2 separate regions of the Mus musculus genome follow, and region 2 is linked to region 1. Evidence: chromatin loops called from intact Hi-C (ENCODE). Cell type or tissue: gastrocnemius. All regions are shown on one strand.

The links. A loop is a pair of places that touch in the nucleus more often than their neighbours do. Peaks named below come from ENCODE experiments on the same cell type or tissue, not always from the same donor. Only the 100,000 strongest peaks of a DNase experiment are listed, where the experiment ranks them.
Region 2: it touches region 1 in a loop (3-fold over the local background); 2 of 42 quality-filtered maps call a loop at or near these places.

The regions. Positions count from the first base shown.
Region 1 is chr1:53,360,262-53,368,261 of GRCm38, forward strand. No RefSeq gene overlaps it. Among named protein-coding and RNA genes, the nearest start is that of Asnsd1, 12 kb to the left of the region's middle. In gastrocnemius, no CTCF peak of the experiment used is centred here; no DNase peak of the experiment used is centred here.
Region 2 is chr1:52,860,010-52,868,009 of GRCm38, forward strand. Hibch (3-hydroxyisobutyryl-Coenzyme A hydrolase) reads left to right here. Exons shown (of 14, transcript NM_146108.2): 3 at 19-156; 4 at 2,259-2,343; 5 at 5,540-5,620. Among named protein-coding and RNA genes, the nearest start is that of Hibch, 19 kb to the left of the region's middle. In gastrocnemius, no CTCF peak of the experiment used is centred here; no DNase peak of the experiment used is centred here.

The DNA of each region.
Region 1 (8,000 bases):
CAACTTCAGGCTAGCTTTCTGTTTTTCATTCATACCCATTTTACTTAAGACATCTAATTGGGCTGATTCAAAGTGATGTGTGACTAAACTCCACATGTTTGCACTACAGTGTTCTCCCCAACGGCTTCTTTATTGACAGCTAACAGAGCCCCTATCCAGATAGTGCTGGAACCTTGACTCAATACATCGTCTCTTCTCACAGTCTATCAAACATGAAACTCTTCTGAATTTCCTTATGTACTGAGATCTTTTGACTTTTTCTCATCTCTGCCTCCATTTAACACTTTAGACCATTGTACTTTCCCGACTATCACAACTTTTTCTTTGAGTCCACTAAGGAATCTTTGTACCCCAAACACTATGAGGATAAGTATGTAGGCCATATCATTTCAGCACCTTACTTAGTTTATCAATTAGCTTCCCAGTGCTCTCAAAGTCAATTCTAAACTCTCTTTACTTAATCCTATACTTCCCTTGTGCATCCCCACTTGCCCTTTCTCTTACAGGTTCAGGATATTTTGGCTCTTTCTCTCTTTAATATACTATAAGTTCACTCTGATGAAGCCTGGCATTCATACTTTTGGAGAAGTCTCTGCAAGCACCCTGGCTGGCAGAGTAGTGATCTGCATGAGGCAAGAAGAAAATCTGCTTTAGCACAATTAATTAACTGGGCTAGTTAAAACTTCTAGAGTCAGATCCTAAGCAGTTTATTTTTGACATATTTAAATACAACTTTCCTTGTGATAATTATCACAATAAAGCTTAAGGCCTAACTACGTTGAGACTCTTTTGCAGAGTTTATGTCTTTTGCAAAGTACCTGTGACCTATTCCACAAGGATGGTTTCTATTGACTGAGAAGCAATGCTCAGGATAAATGTTTTAGGGGAAAAAGATAAACACAAGAGTCTGGAGGATTCTGGGAGGCCTGGTCCTACAGCTAGCAAAGATCACCACGTTATTAGCTACATTCATCCCCATATTTCTGAGCAGAAACAAGTATAAATTCCTTCTGTTGAAGAGAAAAGCCTGCATGTTTAACGTTCCTGGTTTTGCTAGTGTGATCTGTAAGCATGAGTACCTCGTGCCCTCTACACCTACGTAATTCCAATTCACTCACCAGTCTCCTCATTAACATTAATTCCTCCTATGTGTGTTTGTGAAGAAGAGGTTAAGCTCTCCTTCATGGTTCTATAAATTTCCATATTCCTTTGCGATCCTTATGGTGTTCATGTTTCCAAGTGAGTTTGGACTGTGCTGTCCATTTCAACTAGATTTTCCAGTTTTGTTGAGTATAGGCTTTTATAGTAGGATCTGATGATTTTTTTGAATTTCCTCCATTTCTGTTGTTATGTTTCCCTTTCGTTTCTGATTTTCTTAATTTAGATACTGCCTCTTGACCCTTTAGTTAGCTTGGCTAGGGGTTTATCTATCGTGTTGTTCTTTAAAGAACCAGCTTTTGGTTTTGCTGATTCTTTGTATTGTTTTCTTTGTTTCTATTTGATGGATGTCAGCCCTGAGTTGACTGTTTCCTGCCTTCTACTCCTCTTGGGTAAGTTTGCTTCTTTTTGTTCTAGAGCACTCAGGTGTGCTGTTAAGTTGTTAGTGTAAGTTTTCTCTAGTTTCTTTACCAGGGCACTTAGTGGTATGAACTTTCCATTTAGCACTGCTTTCATTGTGTCCCATAAGTTTGGGTATGATGTGTCAACATTTTCATAAGTTTGGTATGATGTGTCAACTTTTTCATTAGATTCCACGAAGTCTTTAATTTCTTTCTTTATTTCTTCCCTGACCAAGTTACCATTGAGTAAAGAGTTATTCAGTTTCCATGTGTATGAGGGCATTCTGTAGTTTTTGCTGCTATTGAAGACCAGACTTAGGCCATGGTGATCTGATAGAAACTCAAACAAGCTACCAAATACTGGAAAGTCCTCACCAATGTTGAATCTTTGCATCTGCTTCCTGAATTCAGGCAAATAGAACACAAGAATTTAATGTAGTCATCACTGTGGTACTTGCTCATCTACTCAGCATTGGCTTTGTGAGGAGGATAGATTTCCAATTTTCAGTAGCGACTATAGTTGAGCAGCAAATTGTGAGTCATGTGGATTTGGTGAAGCTTCATTGGGTGCCCTGGTCCATAATAGTAGTTTCCAACATCCCCATTGTAGTGGTAACAGACTTTCCTCTTGGTACCCTGAGTCTGTGCCATCTTGCTCACTGCCCAGCTCTCCCATCAGTCTCAGCCAGCTTTCTTAAGACTGGCCAATATCCCAACTCCCTTTGGGTACCCATAAGAAAAAGACACCTCCAAATGGCAGAAAGCGATGTCCAGGGAGTGACATCCCATTCACAAAAAGGAGGTGGGTGTTTTTAGTTATTTATAATGTGGTATATGTTTGTCATCCTTTAAGGGGGCTTGGGCAAAAGTTGGTAATGGTCTTGATTAGGGTGGAATCAAAGTAAAGGAGTTAGACTCAGATTTCTTTTTTTCTCTCTTCTTCTTTCTTTCTTCCATCCTTTTCTATCTTCTATCTAATGTTCAGGTGAAAAAGTCGGGGGGAGGGTGGCATGAAAAGAAAACGGGGATCTAAAAATTATATGTATACGTATACATATATGTATATGTATACACACACACACACACACGAATAAAAGTGTGGATTATTGAATCTACTTTTAGACCAAAGAACGTTAACAAGCCAAATATATTTTCATTTCATATGGACGTTGTATCTTGAAACAGTTTGAGGATTCTATTTTGCAACAACCTATGTGTACCTGAGCACAGTGAATACCTAGCCTCATGACTAGCTACTTCCAAAATAAGAACCTTGTGAGACAATATAGGATGCTTTCTTCCATTGGCCAGGGTGAATTTGGCACCATAAATCTCGCCTGCCACAGAAAAATTAGGGTCCTTGTGATGATAAAATCTATAGAGATCTCAGAGAAGTGAATGAAAAGGATCCTGTCTGAAATATCAATATTCAAGACACTTCACCATCCTAATATCATATGTCTCTACCAGGTCCTACTAACATCAAAACATGTACATCTTGTGACTGAGTTTGCTCCAGGAGGAACGTTATTTGATATGATAATGGATGATGGCCCACTTCGAAAAGAAGAGGCAACAAAAATATTCAGGCAGATAGTGTCGGCCATAAAATACTGCCACAATTTTGACATCATCCATAAAGACATTAAACCACAAAACATCATGGAGGATGAAGACGGACTCATGAAGTTAATAGACTTTGGCCTTGCAACAAAACAGACACCTGGCACCTTATTGCATATGAAATGTAGGACCAAGTGCTATGCTGCCCCAGAGATTTTTCTAGGGGAGCCATATGATGGCAAGAAGGCAGATGTGTGGAGTATGGGAGTACTGCTCTGTTTTATCACCACTGGGTATTACCCAACTGTGTGATGTCTGAGTGAGCTGGACTCTGAGTTCGTGCTGTGCAAGCTGTTCCTTACCTCCTGGACTGTGCCTGCTCCAGTCCTCCAGTAGCGTCATGGAAGTCATTGTTCCCTTCACAGACCTGACTTCATTCTTACCCAAAAGGAGTTAGAATGAACGCTGTCTCTGAGATGTAACCCCCAGCTTCTAGATTGTCTTTGTGCAGATGAGTGATTTGTGCTTTGCTCAGTAGCCATTCAATAAGCATAGATGTGCAAGGCTGTCGATAGGAGCTGGATCCCAGGATCATCTGTGTGATGGACAAGATCTGCTGAAGGAGTTGACACTCTGGCAGAGTCCAGGACATTCAGGAAGACAAAGGGGGTGAGGTAAGTCCATATCAAAACAGGTAAAAGTGGTAATGAAACTGGGAGCTTCCCTCATAGTACAGATTGTTGGGAAACACACTCCCTGAGAAGTCAGCTCTGCTGGGCTCAGCCAGGGCAGAAAGAAGACATGAGATAGAGGGTCATGAGAGCAGTCCTGTCACAGGCAGCCATCATGAATGACTGGACCTGAGGAGGGCCTGTGATAGTGTGAGTTTTATGGACACCCTAAAGGAAATTTATAGTAATTCCTCTCTTGGAGAAATGGTGTTCTCCACTCAGATCTCAGGCCTTGGAGTGTTGGGTGTCTCAACATACCAAAGGCTTGAATCATGCACTCCTCTTATGATGGTGATGGGAATGTCAGAAGATGAGGAGGCCATCTTGATAGGGGGACAATGTTAGAATCCCAGAAAAAAGAGGACATGTTCTGGGCTCCAGCATTGTTCACATATGCCTGTTGAGTTTCTAAGCAGGTAATGAGTGCAGATAAAAACTGTCACCATTAGAATTCCTGGTTGTCCTTCAGCACTTTAGCCCGCTTTCTTTCTCTCTTTCTTTCCTTCTTTCCTTCTTTCTTTCTTTCTTTCTTTCTTTCTTTCTTTCTTTCTTTCTTTCTTTCTTTCTTTCTTTCTTTCTTTCTTTCCTCTCTCTCTCTCTCTCTCTCTCTCTCTCTCTCTCTCTCTCTTTTTTCCCCAGCAGGATCAGGAGAGGAACCTGAACTAATAGGCAGGAGGCTTCCTTTCCGGCCCTACAATTCCTTAAACATAACTTCAGACAACGTTGAAGTTCCAAAGAGGAAAATGAAGCAAGAACCAAAAACCACGTGGAATGGCAAGGACCAGGCTGCCTTTGAGATTCCTGGATGCTCCCTGGCTCACTGTGGAGTGGTATGTGTGCATCTGCTCTAACAGGCTTCAGGGCTGAATATAAGAAGGGGTCAGTGGAAAAGCTTTAGGATTAAGGAAATAGACAATTTTTAAAAGGCAGCTGAAACCAAGAACACCCTGCTCTGCTGCAGCTTGCAATGTGTTTTGTGCTCCTCCTGTGGGTAACCTAGAGCCGTCACTCCAATTCAGAATACTCAGTGTTTCTTGCTGTAGTTATTCATTTATGCCTGTATGGAAAACATGGTTTACCATGTATGGCTTGTCATCGTGATTTTGCACACCTTGAATTCATGAGAACTTTTACACAAGGGGTTTCTCTTCACTCTCAGAGTCTGAATTGTCTGATGCTCTGAGTAAAGTTAACTATGCCTGAGGCTTTATTGCATGAGCTCTGCATGACATCGTTTTTCAAGTCCATTCTCCCACCTTCCACCACCTCTGAAGCTGTGACCGATCATTGTCATTATTGTTCCAGCTTTTATAAATTTGTTTTTGAGATGGAGGATTTCACTGTGTAGATGTTTGTTTGTTTTTCGGTTTACTGTGATGGTGGGTGGAGGGGTATTTTGACTCAATATATGGCCATGGTTTTTGTGAGTGCAGTGGATATGGAGGCCAGAAGAGGACTTTAGATCCCTTTGAACTGACGTCACTGATGGTTGTGTGCCACTATGTGGGTGCAGGAGCTGGAACCCAGGTTGTCTTCATGAGCACCCAGTACATTTAACTCATGAGCTGTCTCTCCAATCCTTACAATGTAGCCTTAATAAGTGAGACTCTGATTCTTAGTTAATATGTGGCTATTAGGAGCCAAACCCAGGTCCTCTGAAAGAGCAATGACATTGTATCCATCTCCCCAGCCCCCAAATTTTTTGGAAAAGGTTTTGTACATGGATATAAGATGAGTTTATTTCTTTTGTATTTTACTCTCCTCCCTTTTGTCACCCCCTTTCCATCCTCTTGGTCCCCATTGTCTCTATAGACAGAATTACTTAAAATCTGTGCATGTACAATGATTTACATCATTCTTGAGTCATTGAATGTGATCTTCCACAGTTGCTTCCATTTTCTGGACAATGATGTGCTCCTAATCCCATCTTGTATGCTCACCACATTTTCTTTGTCCACACCTCTGTGGATGGGTATCTGGTTTCAATAGTTGGGTTTTATACTTGATGGTGCAGTGAGCAGTGGTTTGGAATACCTACCTCTATGGTACATTGGGGCCCTTTGTCTGAATACCTTGGAGTAGTAGTCTTGAGTCATATAAAATATATATTTTCAGTGTGTTTTGAGACACCTGCATCCTGACTTGCACAGTCACCAGACCAGCTTACATTCTCATTGGCTAAGGCCCTGTTGTCCACCTCCTTGCCAGCATTTGATGCTTTGTGTTCTTTTTTAAACAACGATAATTTGATTAATTATTTAAAAAGTTCATATGGCATGTTTCACACATATTCATCACCACTTCAACCAACTCCTACCACAGATGCCCTCTCATCCCTCCCTAACTACCCTCCTGCTGTGTTGCAAAACCTGAGGGGGTTCTAGAAAGCCAGCCTCAGCATGACAATCATGGCTCTGGCAGGCTATATCCTTACCCCATTTTTCCTTCCTGTTAAAGCCCTTATATTACATTTTAAAGCTAGCCACCAAAGTCCAGTCCTTTATTTGGCTAGGTTTTCTTTCTCAGGGTACTACCAAGGTCCAGTTATCAAAGCATTAAACTTCAATAATCAAAGGCCCCCTTTTGACTCACCTATTTACCATGCCCAGTAACAACAAACCAGTGTATCCTAGCCTATTGAAACACCTTTTCCTGATGAAAATCAGAGCTACTAGGTCATTTGCTCTGGTCCCTGCCTGAATCAGAAATCTGCCACCTTATGGCATCTGTAAAAAGGGGCTGTTTAAGTGTGGTCTTGTGGTCTCAGCTTAATCCTGGTTTCTGTAGGGGGCACTCACTATTCCTCATGTGTGTGGGTCCCTTCAAAACATTCCCTGGGTATATGCAACACCTAAAACTACTCTCTGTGAATAGGAAACAAAAACAACAACAACAACAAAAAATAGTATGGATACTACCCAGTCCAGCTTGGGGATGCAATGACCTTTATTGCTGTTGCTTACAGGAATATGGGATGGGAGGTAACTCACAGAAACAGAAATGACTCAAAGACAGAAGCATCACCATAGTCCATCCCAGCATGGTTGACAAGCTCACCGTAGATTGCAGCCTGGAGCACGCTGCACAGCCTGACAGCAACTCAACAGGTAGAAGGGTGTCAGTCTGTAACCCTCTTCCAGGTAGCGTGGCTGTTTACTGGCTCTGCTAGGCAGTTAGGTGGTCTGGTCTCAGTTGTCTTTGTAACTTTCTGACTTGTCTGAGAGAGACTCTGAGCAGCTTCAGTTGATTACATCTTGGAAAAGAGAGATGTGGGAAATCTCTTCAGTTTCATGGACTTTCGGAAGCTATTTGGCATTGTCTACCTTCTTGTTTCATTCCCTGCAAAACTGAATGTTCCAATCTCACAGGCAAAGGATACACAGCACAGATACTGAACACCACTCTTCTCTGAGAAATTGTCTCATACTCCTTTTCAACCCCCATCCTCCTCCTCTCCTTCTTTATCCTCTTCCTCTCTTTCTTTTTTTGATCCTCCTCCTCTTCCTCCTCCTCTTCCTCCTCCTCCTCATCCCCCACTTTCTCCTCCTCCTTGTGTTCTTTCTCATCTCTCCATCAGGTCCATTTTTGTTACCTAACTAATTTTAGTCATGAAGTCTGCCTTGGTGTATCATTGACTTCTCAGGGCTTGCCATCAGAACGCTGACTTTCTGTGTCTAATCAATTGTCAGGTGCCAACATCTCTCACCTTCTGGTGGGATTTCTGGTCTATGTCCGCACTTCCATGTTCATGAGATTCTTCCTGGTATGAGCTTGCTCAGCTATCACACCTGCTGTGACAGTCACTGTGAGTTTCCATTTGCAACAACCCTGTTGTTTCCCTGCTGTTATCTAATACTTTGGCTTTTATAATTTTTGTAGCTCTCATCATAAAGATCCCTGAGCCTTGGGATTGGGAATTCTGCTTTCTGTTTGTTTTCATTTAAGTTTAAACTGGTTGTGTGTGTGTGTGTGTGTGTGTCTGTGAATTTCACCTCACACACCCCAATCCCACTATCTCCCCCCTCTCCTGTCCATTCTTCAGCCTTACAGCCTTTCCCCAGTCATAGGGAATAAAATTAACTTGTGTAAGCTGTAGTGTGTCATCATGAGTTCCACATTTTTCTGCCTGACAATGTTCATTACAAAG
Region 2 (8,000 bases), 500 kb before region 1:
TATTCCTTGTTCACTTAGAGAATGTCCATGCACACAGAAGCTGCAGAAGTGCTGCTGGAGAGGAGAGGCTGTGGAGGCGTCATAACGCTCAACAGACCCAAGTTCCTCAACGCACTGAGTCTGAATATGATCCGGCAGATCTATCCACAGCTAAAGGTCTGCAATAGTCTGAATGCATCAGGTCAAGCCTTCTGAAGTCCATTGTAGGAGAACATTCCTGGTATTTCACTGTAGGACCCTGCTACATCAGCACCAATGATGCTTTCCCGTGGAATCTATTCCACTTACTGTCTTAGGAGACACCTTTTCCTTCACTTAGCTCTTACATGTTTCTCTTTGTGTTCTGCCACATCTTCATCTCACTGATCTTTTAGACAGAGTTCCTAGAGATCAGTGTACTGAATGAAAAGAAGAAAGAAAAAGGAAGGACATGACTGTCCCTAGGTATGGTGTACAAGAAGGTTTACTGTAGATAAATGGGCTATCAGAGCCAGAGGCAGGATATTTGGGAGAATCCAGGAGACTAACAGAGTAAAGGGGAGACAAAAATGGGCAGGGTAACTAAAATGGCTGCATTAAATGGGAAAGGTCAGCTGGAGGAAGGACAGTCCAGGGCCTACCTAGCCTAGAGAAATTTAGGTTAGAGGACAGAGTATGCCAGCCACACCCTGTAACAGGACTGAAGGATGCTGGGAGAACCTGGCAGCTATGTCCTCATTCATAATTTAAAGAGGCACCTCAGTTAGCCATTTGTCCTAGGTTTGAGACCTAACATACCTAGGTTTGAGACCTCATACATCATGAGTCTGATCTGCTTCTTCATGACAGCCTTTTGGATTGAAGACAACTTTGTCTTTCCATTTTTTTTTTAAACAGAGTCTAGCTAGGCAGCCCAGGCTGGACTCAAAATCTTCTTGCCTGTGCCTCCTCCTTGCTGGGACTGGCGTTTGTACTTCCATGCCCCAGGACTCAGCCGTCTTACATTGCTTGGCCAACTCCCTCTTTCTTTGCTGCTTGGCACCCCTTATTCCTCCTAGCCCCTCGTCCTTTATATTTCTTAGCCATCCTTAAATCCTTAGGTAGGCTTTTAAAGTGAAATGCTTGGGACATTAGAAAAGTATAGGGCTAAAAGTCAGGCATGTATTAAAAACTTGGATTTCTGCATATTAACTCTGTAGGCTGGGCATGATAATCTCTGTACCCCAGCATTCCTCAGCTGGGAGAAATGAGAATGATGGTCTATCTCTCTGCCACTGATCTGCACCCCACACTCTTATTGTGCTGACTTTATTACTTGACCTCATGAAACTCCCATCACCCTCAAATTTAAAAAACTTTGTAAGAACTTGTCTGTGTAAGAACTTTTTTTGGTATAACAGAGTCCTGTCTTGCATGGGAGAAAGACTATTGGTGCACAACATACCAGCATTCTTTGGGTTGATTTGTTCTCTAGACTCATAAATGTATATGACACAGTGCCATTAGGCACTTATTTATTTATCTTTTCTTAAAACTCTGACAAAGTTTGGAGCTGAGACGAAAGGATGGACCATCTAGAGACTGCCATATCCAGGGATCCACCCCATAATCAGCTTCCAAACGCTGACACCATTGCATACACTAGCAAGACTTTATCGAAAGGACCCAGATGTAGCTGTCTCTTGTGAGACTATGCCGGGGCCTAGCAAACACAGAAGTGGATGCTCACAGTCAGCTCTTGGATGGATCACAGGGCTCCCAATGGAAGAGCTAGAGAAAGTACCCAAGGAGCTAAAGGGATCTGCAACCCTATAGGTGGAACAACATTATGAACTAACCAGTACCCTGGAGCTCTTGACTCTAGCTGCATATGTATCAAAAGATGGCCTAGTCAGCCATCACTGGAAAGAGAGGCCCATTGGACACGCAAACTGTATATGCCCCAGTACAGGGGAACGCCAGGGCCAAAAAAATGGGAATGGGTGGGTAGGGAAGTGGGGGGGAGGGTATGGGGGACTTTTGGGATAGCATTGGAAATGTAATTGAGGAAAATATGTAATAAAAAATATTAAAAAAAAGCTCTGATAGAAATTTCTGGGATATATTCCAGTCTGTACTTAGAAAATGAAATGAAATGAAATGAAATTGGTGGGACCCATTCCTCTGCGAGTGTTTTATGAAGGTCACATATGTGCACACAGATGTATATGAATGTATTTTAAGTGAGCTTATATTTACTATGCTCTCAAAAGCCATTATCGTCTCTTATGTTTGGGTAGACATGGGAACAAGACCCTGACACATTCCTGATCATCATAAAGGGAGCCGGAGGAAAGGCCTTCTGTGCTGGAGGGGACATCAAAGGTAAAACGCCTGCCCACTGTAAACTCTTACCTCACTACAACTAATACATATGGAAGTGCTTGAGATAGTTTTTGTTTAGTTTGCTTTTTAGAATTGTTTGTTGTATGTTAACAATTTTTTACAAGTTAAAGTTTAAAATATGGAGAATTTGTTACCATTCGAATGGGGATTTTATTTTATTACAAATGTCCAGTGCTGAAGTTTAGATATTTTGTTCTTCTCTTGTGACATGTGTCCCGCCCCTAGTATCACCAACATCACCGCCATGTGAAGGACTTACTGTTTTCCAAACCCGCTGTGTGCAGACTCTGTTACTTTCCTACCTCTCACAATTCAGAGCAGGAATCTTGCGTGAACAGAGTTAGAGTTAGAGTCTATTGTGTTAATACTATAATATGATTAAACACACATAAATGAAGATTTGCTTTTTTTTAATTATTGCTCAATTCAGTTTACGTATTTAACTAAAATGATAAGTATTTGTTCTCGAGAGAGAGTTTATGAACTCACTGCTGTCACTGTGGTTGTCCCGCTGAAAGGAATTTTTGCAGTATGTTCCTTCTTACGGAGTTGCTACGGCTAGGGGATTTTCTTCGTTTTTGTTCTAATTTTATGTAATTTTAAAATTATGTATGAATTTGCTTGATTATTAAAAGACAACCTTTGTTCACCAAATTTACAAGTTTATGTAAACCACTGCATTATGAGTAGGAAGGAAACCCATGTAGCGTCAGGATCGGAGTCACATGATCACTCAGATTAAAGTAACTGCAAGTTAAAATTGCTTCATGATGGAAAACTTAATTGCTTAAAGCGATGTGTTAACCGAATTGTGGTTTTGCCTACAACATGAATTCTTTAGGTGTGTATGCATTATACATACATCTGTGCCTGTGTGTGCATGTGTGTGACTGTGTGTATGTGTGTGTGCCTGTGTACTTATGACTGTGTATATGAATGCTGGAATACCTGTGACTGCATACACATGTGATATAAAATGTGTGTGTGTGCACGTGTATATCTATAACTGTATGTGTGTGAGACTGTGTGTGTGCATGTTCCTGTGTACCTGTATGTGTGTGCATGAGATACTGTGTGTGTGAGAGAGACTTTGTGTGAATGTGTGACTATGTACCTGTATGTGTGGCACATGTTTGTCTGTGTGCGTACCTGTATGCCTTTGCCTATGTGTGTGTGCACCAAATGCCTGTGCCTGTGTGTGTTATACTTGTGTTTGTGGTGTGTGTGTATACATATGTACAACTGCATGTACACTAAGAGTCAAACCTGAGTCTCATACATGCCTGTGCTCAATCTCTTAATGAGTGTACCATGAATATTGTAAAATTATTGTTCATTTCCCCCAGGGGGCCTTTTCTTTAGAGTAGGGCTACAATCTTGTCAGGCTCCTTATTGGAACACCAAATGCTTTGATTGAGGTTAGCTGCTTTGAGTTGTGAGCAGTTTTTGAAAATGAGTTGTTCTAGTTTGAGTCACTGTTCTGTGATGAAACGCTGTTACCAAAACAACTTACAGGAGGAAGGGCTTATTTTAGCCTATGGTTCTGGGGGAGAGTCTGAGACAGGGAGGAATGGTAGTAGGCAGCCAGAGCAGGGCACTGAGAGAGCTGGGGTTATCTCCATCTTTAAGTGGGGTGAGGCTGTCCCAGTGATTATAACTCTCAGGCCCTCTCCAAACAGCACCACAACCCATGGCCAAGTGTTCAGATAGCTGAGCCTACTGGGGACATTTCTAACATAAATACCACCCACAACTGACTTTATAGTCTTCTTTAGACACAGTAGAAGTTCCATAATTGTTCTAGCGTATATGTACAAAACAATGCATGTGATTTCTAGAAAATTCTACAATAAGTAGATACTTTAAAGGTGAATGTAATTTAATTTTAATTTATATGTAACTAGGTGATTTATATAAAATTAGCTTAAAATAAAATTAGAAGGAACCCTGAGGAAGTTTGGGGGTGAAGTTAGAGTCTGAGAGTTGGTAGGGAAGCCTTTAGCTCAGCAAAGGGCAACAGATAAGGGTTTTCCCCTTCAGGAACTATCCCTCATTTGCATCATAATAGCAGTCTCAACAGATCTTTCTTAGGAGACTCTAGTTGGCCCTTGGTGTCTGACATTCTGCCTTATGGATTCAACTTACTATAGATGGGAAATATTTGGGAAAAATTTTGTACCAAATAGGTACAACCTTTTTGTCTTCTCTTTCTCCTCTAGATGCCATGTGGCAACAGTTTACGCTAGGTGTTATAGATCACCTAAAGGAGACTCACAGTGCATAGTATGATACCATCCCCTCCAAGAAACTTGGGCATCTGTGGATTTTGGTGCCTGGGTCAGTTAGTATGCCACAGTGGCCACAGAATTTGGAGTGATACTTACATGTACTGTCCTCTTAAATGACACAAACATTGGATCAGGTACAGGGAAGTGGCTGTGAAACTTCCATGCTCTCTTGGCTGTGTGAAACTTCCTCATGGGGATCTATTAAATCTCGAATTTCAGAGCTCAGAGCAAAGCACAAACATAAACCAATGGCATTGTTCAGGATATATTCTCTTGATAAATTATCTGTAATTATTCTGGAGCCTTTGGATTTTCTGAAGACTTCATTATGTAAGCATGAGTTTAACTTAGAATGACATGCAGAAATGTGATTGGTGAATAGGTCTAAGCTAATGCAAGTAACCAAGTGGGACACTGCTTCCTCTGCTCATTTTTTTCCTCTGAAGTCTGGAAGAGGACTCTTCAAATGAGGGTCTTGTGATACAGGTCAGAATGTCTCTATAACCAGCTCTAAGTAGTGGGAGGGAAAGAACAGAGACTGTGACCTGCTTTGAGCAGAGAGGTTCTAGTGTTTGTGACCTACTTTGAAAAGGGACTTAAGGAGCCAGAAACTGTGGGTGAAAGATCAGATTGTGTGTGTGTGTGTGTGTGTGTGTGTGTGTGATGTACTTACAAAAGAATTTTTCTTTGAAAATTTGACATTGGATCATGGGTCTCTGCCAAAGGGTAATGTGTCACCAACATGGGTAACTTCAAACATTAAAGCCATCTGACAGTTCCCCTGCTTTCAGCACTTAATGATATCTGAGACTGTATTGACCAGAAGCCGTCTTTATGATTTGTAGTTGCTCTTGCCTTCATTTTCTTCTCTTTTCCTCCTTCCTTAGCACTCTCAGAAGCTAAAAAAGCAAGACAGAATTTAACTCAAGATTTATTCAGAGAAGAATACATCTTGAACAATGCAATTGGTATGTGTGTGATCTGCTCTGAGCTTTGAACATGGAATCCAGAGATGGAACGGCACTGTAGTCTGTTAAAATGCAACCAATAGGCACTCTTTATGGAAACATTCCTACTGATCATACTGATAAAATTATTTTCTTTGTTATAGAATAATTATATTGTCTTTGTTAAAATCAATTGAAAATATGGATTCTTGATCATTTAGTTAGCTTTTTCAGAAGACAAGAAAACTTGGGTCCCAGGTTTCTAAACAAAATAAAGTACCATTTTCTATTTCTCTGGGAACTCTGGAGTGGAAATTTCTAGAGTCAGAGTTCTAGGTTTCTATGCAAGTCAAGTGACATTTACTTTAGCCAAACATGTTTTGAAAAGTTAAATTAATACAACATTTGTATCCATAAGTCTAGACATAGTAGCAATATTCTGATTTTGCATCAAGTTGTAAGTTATGGTTCGGTCTCCTTTGTGGTTTTCTAGCTTAGGGTCACAGTTCACTGTTCAGAATTGGTGTTGACTCCTGTACTTCTGTACTGTCCGTTATTGTCAATATTCCCATGTTATCTAGTCTACGGTTATACATAAGAGGAACTTTCTGGTTTTTACTGATAGAGATGGCTGAGCCCTTGTATTTTGTACTCTAGAGACCAATTGTTGGTTTACTTAGAAATAAATATGGAATGGATATGTTATATAACTTTGTTTCCAAAATTTCCCAGAGACTTTTTTTTTTTGTACACATCTTTTGTCTTGACTACCCTTGGATTTTTCTCTTTTAACTTAAGAATTGTTTTGCCTAATTATACAAAAATTTCTATAGAAACCTGGGAATATGTAATCCAGAGGCCTCAAGTTTAATCCCTAGGCTTGGGATGACAGGTAGGCAGGCAGGCAGGCAGACAGACAGACAGACAGATGTTCAGAAGAGGACTGAATATACAAGAATGAGTGACTATGAGAAAGAAAGTAAGAATAGCTGGTTAGCAGCTGTGCAAGTGCAGACTGGAAAGACAGCAACTTGTTCCACACTATCAAGGAGAACTGGCAGCTTTCATAGTAGTCTTTGCATGAATCTTTGTGGAGTTATAATTTATAGTATAATACCATACATGCTCAATTGTTTTTAGAAGATTAACAAGTTGTACAGCTGCATGTGTGTTGTCCATTTCAAGAGCCACTGAACTTTTGAAATGTGGCTAATGTAACCAAGAAACTAAATTTTAAATGTGGATATGTTGTGTGAAGTTTTAGCTACTCCACTTTATGCTTCTTACTGGATATGTTTCCAGCCACCTGCCCAGCAACTCTTTGGTTCCGTGAATGAAAGACACACAGACACACACGCACACACACACCCCTCAGTTAATCTTAATATGCTGAGACTGGCTCAAGGCTGGGCAGTTTTAATTATCTGCCCAGCTATTATAGATTTCCCTCTGGTACTCATGACTCACCTCCTTATGATCTATCTTTGCTGCCTAAGACACTTCTGAGCAGCCCTTCCAGGGGCTGCATTCCTTCTTACCTACATTTTAGATGATCTTCCCTCTGCAGCTCTAAATCTGATCCCGTCTTCCCCGCCCTACACACAGTTAAGGAGATCTCATCTCCTCCTTTCTGCTGTGCTAGTCCCCATAACTCTTAAGGGTCCAGCACCGTCTCTCTGCCCAGCCATTGGCCACTGGATTCTTTATTGATCAATCAAAAAGCAATTAGGGACAAGTACCTTCAGCGTTTGGACACGCAGATTCATGATTGAATCAAAGCATTAGAACCAATATCCAACACTGATAAATTATAATTTAATAGAAATGGTTCCATGTGGCCAATAAGTACTCATATTTTCATGAAATAAAAAGAAATAGAAAACATTTAGGTAATATAAAGATAGTATTTGGTAAAATATTAAAAGTATATGTAGAGGAAAGGTATATATAGAGAAAATCAAAAGGTAAAAATTCTATACATTGTGGCATTATAGTCAACAAGGAATTTAGCAGACTCTGGCTTAATGTCCTGCATTAGTTATTGCTTAATGTTTTATATATGAAATATGCATGTCTGTAGATGTTGATGTGGGGTGAGTGTCTATATCTCTACCACAATCAATAATTTCTTTTGTAGCTTTTAAAGAACTTCGCATATAGACCTTGTTTGTGTGAAGTCTGAGCTGTGCTTTGTCTGTGAATACTTTGGGAATTTCCAGATGGGTCAGAATACAGCTCTGTCTCGGTCTTCACCAGTAGAAGTTAGGTCAGGTTCTTCCTCTTAGTCCCATACTCCCAGAAATAAGACTCAGACTCAAAATACAGTTACAAATACCTTGCCATATAGCTAGACTCTTCTCTGATTAGATCATAACTTAAAATAACTCATATATTCTACTCT